2 separate regions of the Homo sapiens genome follow, and region 2 is linked to region 1. The links are chromatin loops, found by intact Hi-C in ENCODE. Cell type or tissue: breast epithelium. All regions are shown on one strand. Links, peaks and the distances in the headings refer to the core of each region. The heading gives the core; the rest is flanking DNA.

What was found. A loop is a pair of places that touch in the nucleus more often than their neighbours do. Peaks named below come from ENCODE experiments on the same cell type or tissue, not always from the same donor. Only the 100,000 strongest peaks of a DNase experiment are listed, where the experiment ranks them.
Region 2: a loop joins it to region 1, with 10 times the contacts of the local background. A loop is called at or near these places in 1 of 110 quality-filtered maps.

Annotation. Positions count from the first base shown.
Region 1 is chr5:150,670,697-150,675,077 of GRCh38, reverse strand. MYOZ3 (myozenin 3) reads right to left here. Exons shown (of 7, transcript NM_001122853.3): 4 at 3,428-3,481; 5 at 3,170-3,323; 6 at 2,576-2,738. It overlaps MYOZ3-AS1 (MYOZ3 antisense RNA 1), which reads left to right and starts at 2,609. Exons shown (of 4, transcript NR_186487.1): 1 at 2,609-2,962. In breast epithelium, for the core only: no CTCF peak of the experiment used is centred there; a DNase peak (open chromatin) is centred at 2,287; H3K4me3 peaks cover 1,713 bases; H3K27ac peaks cover 3,601 bases.
Region 2 is chr5:150,595,157-150,599,537 of GRCh38, reverse strand. It overlaps a transcript of SYNPO not described here. Among named protein-coding and RNA genes, the nearest start is that of SYNPO, 43 kb to the left of the region's middle. In breast epithelium, for the core only: no CTCF peak of the experiment used is centred there; a DNase peak (open chromatin) is centred at 514; H3K27ac peaks cover 2,861 bases.

The DNA of each region.
Region 1 (4,381 bases), core at 291-4,290:
TTTAAAAGAGAACCTATGTATGTGATTTTAATAATACTTTTTTTTGTTGTTTTGTTTTGTTTTGTTTTGAGACAGGGTCTTGCTCTGTCACTCAGGCTAGAGTGTAGTAGAAGGATCTCGGCACACTGCAACCTCCGCCTCCCAGGTTCAAGCGATTCTCCCACCTCAGCCTCCTGAGTAGCTGGGATTACAAGTGTGTGCCAAGAAGCCCAGCTAATTTTTGTATTTTTAGTAGAAATGAGATTTCATCATGTTGGCCAGGCTGGTCTTGAACTTCTGACCTCAAGTGATCCGCCTCCCTCGGCCTCCCAAAGTGGGATTACAGGCATGAGCCACTGCGCCCGGCCTTAATACTGTTTCTTAATTTTAAGAAAAATAAAAATCATTGCTTGTGTTGTTTTTCCAGCAGCCTGGGACCAGTGGGAAGAGGAGAGTGCTTGCCTCTGGGGTGGAAAGACAAACCTTGAGCCAGGGCCTGAGTCCCAGCCAGGAAAGCATTTCTGCCTGGACCACCCCAGTTTTGGTGGCAACAGCCAGGCCTCACAGGAACAGGCTGGGTGGTGTCCAAGCCATGCAAGGCCCACAGTCAGGCCCTTGACTGGGAGCCCAGGACCCTGGAAGCTGAGCACATCTTGGCCACCCAAACTGCTGTTTCTCTTCTCTATGCCTCAGTTGGTCTTTCTCCCTCAGAAGAGGTCTGGATGCAGGGCTCCCTAAGAGCCTCTTTCTGCTGGTGGGAATGTGCCTTGCTGTCATACATGAGGCATGAGATCAGTGGGAGATGCAACCTGAGTGGCCCAGCCTGGAAGCTGCCTGCCAGGACTGAATGTCTGCTGCAGGTTTCAAATGACTGGGCAGGCAGGGTCTGAGGGCCCAGGAGGAGATAGGGCAGTCCTGCCTGCCAGGGAACTCCAGAATGTCTGTTAATGGCTCGTGACTCACACAGCGCATGCTAAGCCCAATTCTTCCCATCAGGAAGTCTCTGCCTATTCAGATATTTGAGGGCAGTCACATCCCTCTGGAGCTGTCTCTTCTCAAGGCAGATCACCCCCAGTTCCTTCAGCCCTTCCTCATATGTGCTGATTTTCCAGGCCTAGCTAGGCTCTGGCGCCCACCCGTCTGTCTTAGACAGACCCAGTCTCCACGTGTGGTCTGAGCAAATGCCAGAAGAGCAGGACCGTGGCGTCCTCTCTGTGGACTCCCCTTTTCCTCACTAAATGCAGCCCAAACCAGAGGAGCATATTCAAAAATAGCACCAGACCAAGGAAGCCAATGCAGTTAACATGCACTCCTCAGCCCAAGGCCTTCCCCCAGTGCCAAGCTCCTGTCTTGATTCCTATGGTTTGTTTTCAGGCCCTCAGTGCAGAATGGTAAATGTATCCCTTTCAAGCTCTCCCCTGTCCAAACTTCATCTCAGCTGTAAATAATAATCATAATACGCCGGGGGCGGTGGCTCATGCCTGTAATCCCAGCACTTTGGGAGGCAAAGGCGGGTGGATCACGAGTTCAGGAGTTCGAGACCAGCCCGGCCAACATAGTGAAACCCTGTCTCTACTAAAAATACAAAAAATTAGCCGGGCACGGTGGTGGGCGCCTGTAATCCCAGCTACTAGGGAGGCTAAGGCAGGAGAATCGCTTGAACCCAGGAGGAAGAGGTTGCAGTGAGCTGAGATTGCGCCATTGCACTCCAGCCCGGGTGACAGTGTGAGACTCCGTCTCAAATAATAATAATAACAACAACAACAATAATAGCTATTGTTTGTTGCAAGTGTCTTACTTGCCAGAAACTTTACCTATGGCTTCTCGTGTCATCTCCATAGCAACTTTATGAAGCAGGTACTATAAACCCCTCATTTTACAGGTGGGGCAATGGAGGCTCAGAGAGGTTAAGTCACTTGCCCAAGGTCAACACGGGCAGGCCTGGGGTCTGCATTCAAGTCCACGTGGAGGCCTCACGCTCTAAACCCATATAGGCCACTGCGCTGTGGCCCTCACTCTGGCGTCCAATGTTTCACTGCCACTCTCCACTTTGGGGCAGCCTCAAAGCTACCTTGTTGGCCTCTTCTAGGCCATTGGTGAAAGGAAAAGCTGAGCTGGCCTCGAACTGCTGAAATCTGGGGACCCCTCAGAGAAGGACACAAATCTAGATGTTCATCAAAGAGGTAGCACACAGCAGCCATGGAGAACAAGGCACTGGGCTCTGGAGTCAGACAAACCCAGACCTGAATCCCGGCCCTGCCGGTGCTTCCTTGTTTTGTGGCTTTGGCCGGGTTGTTCATATTCCTGAGCCGCAGCCTCTTCATCTGCAGAACAGGAAAACTCATAGCACCCGCCCACCATGTCCTGGAGAATATCCAAGATGTGCGGCACCTTCACTCTTCATTTCTCCCACGTTAACTGAGCACCTACCAGGTGCGGAGGCGCTGTTCCAGCCAGAGCTCAGTCAATGAATAGAAAGCGCTGGGGACAGAGCCTGGCCTGCAGAAAGTGCTCAGGAAACGCAGGCTCCCGCTGTGGCTGTGACTGGCTTCCCGCCCCTCCCGGTCTGTCCCCCGGGCTGCCCGCCCCGCCTTACTTGTTGAAATTTCGGTAGTCGTTGGGGCTGGGGGTGTGACTTCGGCCATCGCTCTGGTAGTCCCGGTAGCTGACGAACTCCTGCCAAGGGCAGCGGTAGCCCTTGGAGATGGCGGTGTGGTTGAACTTCTCTGGCGGGACGCCCTTCAGCGGCTCCGCATAGCCTAGGGGCGCGGGGGGAAGGGAGCGCCTCCGTTCTTCCACCCTCAGCCCCCAACCCCACCTCGCCCCACCCCCATTCCGCGGACGCGGTTGGAGGAGGGAAGATCGGAGTTAGGGGAGAGGACGGCGGGAATGGGAAGCCACAGTTGCTCCAGCACAGGAGACCCCTCCCCATCCCAGGAAACACGGAGGACTGCAGTGAGGAAGCCACGAGTTCGCAGCGCGGGTTGGTCTTGGCCTTGGCTGACTCGCTGTGTGACCTGGGGCGCGGCGCCCCTCCGGCTCGTGGTCTGGCGAGGGGAGTGCGCGCGTGCGCGTGTGTGTTGGGGAAGGGGGCGGACTAGCCTTCTGGGTGCTCTTCCTGCCCCATGGGGAGCACACCCATGCTTCAGGCCCCCCAGCCCTGGTCCCGGGACCCGAGGAGGCCACTCACCTGGCGCCAGGGCGCTGGGGCTGGGGACGCACCCAGCAGGGGCGGCTGCAGGGTGGGCGCCCTCGGGACCCCCGAGTGAGGCCCCGGGTGAGGCCGGGAAGATGTGGAGCTCCGAGCGGTAGTTCGGCCCCTCAGGGCCATTGGCATTGGCAACCTGGGCACAGGGGCGGGTTCTCAGAGGCCACCGACGACCTCCCGCCCCCAGCCGCGCTCCCCTTCCCCCAGCTTCCCTTCCAGGGAGCTCCCCTCCACGCTCACCGTCCCCGACTCCGCTGTTCCAGTCACCTTCCTCCTGGCGCTTCCGGCCAGCATCTGGGAACGAGGGGGTAGAATAAACCGCAGAGAAGCTCAGCGGGGCAGGGGACCAGGGTTCTCCCTCCACCAAAAAAAAAGGTCGGGGGGAGGCAAGAATCCTAACGCCCATCATCGGGGAACAAGGATGAGTTACTAGTTTACAACGCTAAACCCAGTGCCTGGGACCGAGAAATACTCGATATATGTTAATTGCTATTGTAATGCCGAGTCCGGGCAAGATACTTAATTTCCCTGAGCCTCAATGTCCTTCTCGATAGAATGAGGATGATGGTGATGAAGATCTCTTCCTCAGAGGGGTCTATGAGCATTAAATGAGATACCTGCAAAGTGCTTAGCTAGCATTGTCTTAGGCACATAGCAAAGGCGGGTGTTTTGCCATCTTTATTTTTCTGCCACATCACTCCCTCTCAGTTGCCTCCTGTCTAGCCCAGAAATTAAGTGGAGGGTGGATGGAATAGCCCTGGCTTCCTTAGAAGTATCTGGAACTGCCTGCTGCCTTTCTGAAGCCAAGGGAAAAACCCTTCTTGCCTTTCTTCTCCACCAGCAGATTATTCCATGGCCTTTCCTTTCTCCGGTGGGAAGAAGAAAAAAGGGCATTCTACATTTTCCATCTTAGATCAGGCCCAAGTCTAAACTAGATCCAGCCTGCTGCAAATTTAGCCTAGAGTGCATGCCTGTCTTAGCTTTTTTTTTTTTTTTTTTTTTTTGGTAGGAGCCAGAGTCCCTTCACTCCACGGCTTATCCTCAACCCCCTAATCCACTTTGTTTACTTTGTTCTGTATCCAGGGAGAGATGCCTAAAAAGATAACACTTTTCAAGGATCACACTGAAAGGCAGGAGCCTAATCTGATGGGAACATCACAGTCCTCAGCCTGGCTTACCGTTTGACTTTAGGCT
Region 2 (4,381 bases), core at 135-4,134, 75 kb after region 1:
GCTGGGCCTCCAACCAGGATTCCCTGACTCCAGAGCCAGTGCGGGTCACCCTCCTGGGGCTCACTCAGTACTTGGCCCCAGCATTGGTCCCAAGACTACTCAGCACCGCATACCACTGGGTGTCTCTACAGCCAATAACAGTCACTTTCCTGGCCCCTGCCAGGAAGAGCACCCCCAAACCATCCATGAAAAAGGGGGCACTGATGCAGAAGCTTGCTTCCCGGGTTCTTGGCCTCACCATGCCACTAGCAAGTGTGTGGGGTCCCTTCTCTAAGGACCTGGTTCTTTACCTGTGAAGCAGAGATCGTCGTTTCACTCAACTGTGAGCATCACGTGATATTAAAGGATGTGAGAGGGGCTTCGCCCGGTACATGGTGATTTCCCTGTCTGGAATTTTGTGTTGAGAATGGATCCTGGCATTAAATCCTGTCTGGGTTGCAACAGGCCCTGACAGGCCTCCTTGCCCATGGGTGGCCCTCGGTGTAACCTGCATCCGGCCCCAGAATCAGCTTCCTGAACAAGCGCTTCCGTGTCCTTGTCGTCACCCTTGCAATAAACCGACAGCAGGTCCCCCGGCCATATGAGGGGCTAGAGGGGATTGATTCAAGGCCCCTGTGAACCTGGCCCCACCTCAACCTCCCCCTCCTTCCCAAGCCAGACCCCCCACCATGTCAGCCTGCACCTTCAGGCCTCTGGGGACCCCTCCCTCCCCACCACCATCAGCGGCCCCTGCCTTCCACCGCCACCATCAGCTTGCTGATGTGGAAAGTCCATGAGTTGTGTTGTCTCTGCACATGGAACTCTCTGTTGGTAACAGTTCAGAGGCCTCTTTAGAAAGGGGGTTTCGTAGGAGTTCTGGGCTGGGCTCTGCAATAGCAAGTTTCCCAGGTACTGGGATACTTATCTGGATACTATATCTGGATACTTATCTGGATACTAATTATCTCATAAAATAATAAGAAAACCGCCATTAATGGAGCACTTCCTCTGTGCCGGGCACTGTACTAAGCGTTTCACATGCACCATACACGCATTCCTGACAACCCCAGAAAGCTGGTAGGGAGGCCGAACTGTTTGCTGAAAGCCCCCCAGCCTGTCCGTGGCAGTGCGGGTATTTAAGTGTGTCCTACGAGTATAACCTGCTACCTCCAGCCTATGCCCTTCACGGCAGCACAGACTGGCTCTAGGGGCAGCATTTTCTGTCCCTGGTGACAGGATGAGCCCCTGGAGGAGTGAGACTCAGCCTCAGTCTTTTCTTTCCCCCTGCAGCAGGGCTGAGCACCGTGCTTGTTCTGAATTGGCATTCGTGAACATTTGCTGCGCTGGATGCCAGAGAGGTCCTGGTTAAACTCTCAGATGGAAGGAGGTAGTGTGTGTTTCTCTGTGGGCGGGGGACACTGCTTCCTCGGTCTGGCGAGCCCTACCCGTGACCACGATGTGTTGCGAGGGCAGTGGGTATTCACAGGCAAGATCCCACTACTGAGGAGTGTGAGGGTTTTGACCCACTCTGTTTCTGATACAGGGAAGTTTGTCCCTCCTTAGGTAACCGGGTGGTTTCCTACCCCCAGGAAGTCATTATATTCATGCCAAATTTAGTGTGGTCTGGGTGCGGTGGCTCATGCCTGTAATCCCAGCATTTTGGGAGGCTGAGGTGGGCCGATCACTTGAGGTCAGGAGTTCAAGACCAACCTGAGCAAGATGGTGAAACCCTGTCTCTACTAAAAATACAAAAATTAGCCAGGGTGGTGGCATGCGCCTGTAGTGCCAGCTACTCAGGAGGCTGAGGCAGGAGAATCACTTGAACCCGGGAAGCGCAGGTTGCAGTAAGCAAAGATCATGCCACTGCACTCCAGCCTGGGTGACACAGCGAGACTCTGTCTCAAAAACAAAAACCAGAAAAACCTGGCTGGGCACAGTGGCTCACAACTGTAATCCCAGCTCTTTGGGAGGCCGAGGTGGGTGGATCACCTGAGGTTGGGAGTTCCAGACCAGCCTGACCAACATGGAGAAACCTTGTCTCTACTAAAAATATAAAAAAATTAGCCAGGCGTGGTGACGCGTGCCTGTAATCCCAGCTACTCCAGGGGCTGAGGCAGGAGAATCGCTTGAACCTGGGAGGCAGAGGTTGCGGTGAGCCGAGATTGCACCATTGCACTCCAGCATGGGCAACAAGAGCAAAACTCTGTCTCAAAAACAAAACAAAACAAAACAAAACAACAAAACCAAATTTAGTGTGGACACTCAATCAGCACAGCACACTATGTCCCAGAACTCCTGGGCTCACTGAGCCTCCTGTGTATGTTGATGGTGAGGGATGGGACACAGCCGAGAGGTGCAATGTCTAAGAAAACAGTCCTTGAGCATGGGCTCAGAGTAAGAGGCGTTAAATGGAGACTTGAAGAAACAGGAAGCTCCAAAGCCCACTGTCCCCCACTAGCCAACTTAGCAGAAGCCACAGGAAGACAGCAGGATTGTCTTGATTTCCCAAGGGAGGTTTATTGAGACACAGCACTAGGTCCCCAACCCTCACTATCACAGCCCTGCAAGCAGGTGCCAGTCCTACCATCTAGGTTCCCCTTCTAGAATCCAGAATGTGGACAGAAGTCATGAGGCTTTCCAGCCCTTGCAAACTCTAATGGTTGGGTACATGATGGGGCCCGTGGGTGTGAAATGCATACACTATCTTCCCTTACCTTCTAGCCTCCTTGCCCTGACTTGGGTCTTTGCATGGGGGATCTGAGCCCGTGCAGGAGATGGCAGCCTCTTCTGGGTCCCCTACCCTTGCTCAGCAGGAGACACTGCTCACCAGACCCATTCTGGGACCCAGGGACCTCAAGAAGGTACCCTGGGCTGTGGGAGGGGTAGATCACTGGCCCAGGAACCTTCATCTCTGGCAGAGCAACCTTCACCAGGGCCCCCTCTGACACATGAGCCGTCCTGATCAGATCACTGGTAATTGAGTTGCCTTGGGGGGTAAATTCCATCCAGATGTGGAGGGCGGGGTGGACTTCCTGAGCAGAGCAGGGGCGGGGCACTGATACATGGGGGCCGTCCGTCAACTCGCCAAGTACCTAGGAGGCCTGGGATCGAACGTCGTCTTCTGAAAAAGCCAGATGTAGAATTTCAAGGCCAGGATATCTGAGTCCAGCCTTCTTAGTGAGCAGATAGGAAAACTGAGGCCTAGAGAGCCTAGAGAGCAAAAGGGACTAGTCCCACAGTGACTGCTGGATTTGCGGGATCAGAATTCCAGGTCTCCTATCTGGCCAGATCTCTTCTCTGGGGGTGTTTAGGGGAAAGTAGGCAGGGTGACCCCCTCCCCCAGGAATCTCTATCAAGCCCTGGATTTGGAGGTCAGGAGTAGGGGTCAGGAAGCAGAGAATCTGTGGTTGGGGGAGGCTCTCATCACCTCCAGCTTAAACCCCCAAACTATAGAGAGCTGTGTTTTATTTGCAGAGATTGTGGGGACAGAGGAGAGAAGATTCTAGGGGCAAGCCTGTAAACAAGACCTCCCCCCAACCCACCTGCCCTTGCAGGGTCATGGGAGAGCCTGTGGCCCGGGCCTCTTTTCCCAGGGGAGGCCCCTCCATGCTTCTCTCCTTTGAGAAGAGCCGCTGGGCCACATACCTTCCTGGCTCCGTTGGGCCGACTTACGGGAAGGCAGGAAGGGGCCAGCCAGCTGGGGGGGTGGGGGGCATGAGAACTTGGAGAGAATGAGAGGAAATGAGGGGGGAGTGGGCTGGGGTGGGGGGAGATTAAGAAGGGAATTTTTTTCCTCCTGCCTCATGTTTTGGCTGCCTTAGTGTGAACATGTCTAGGCGCCTTATCGCGAAGGCCAGCACAGTCTGCACGAGAAAGAAAATAGTGTCTGCAGCGGAGAAAATTACATCTTGATAAAATAGCCCTTTGGAATGACATTGTGGGTCTCTTATCAGCGAGTGGCTGGGCCTTACATACCTCTTGTCTGCCTGTCCCCAGGCCCCTAGATCCCTCCTTTTCTTCTCTCTCCCCTGTCCCCTGACTCCTAATGCCTACCCAGAGAGTGGCCTATGCCGAAACTGTCAGCCAAGTGTGGAGACCCAACTTGTAGTCCTGTTGCTCCTGATGCTGTGAGACCTGAGCCAAGTTCTTCTCCTCGCTGGGCCTCTGTTTCCCTTCAGGGAAGAACAGGGAAGGGTGGAGGAACAAGATGGTTTCTGAAGATCCTTCCAGCATTAGCATCTCACAGTGCTGACATTTTCATACTTGGTGATTCTATGTGTTTTGAACTTTTCCAACCTCTTCCCAAATGCCATCGCATGCTAAATGTCTACGATCTAAGATGTGCAAATCCCCTTCATTTCCATTAGATACATGAAGTTCTTGCTTAATCCCCAGGTAAAGC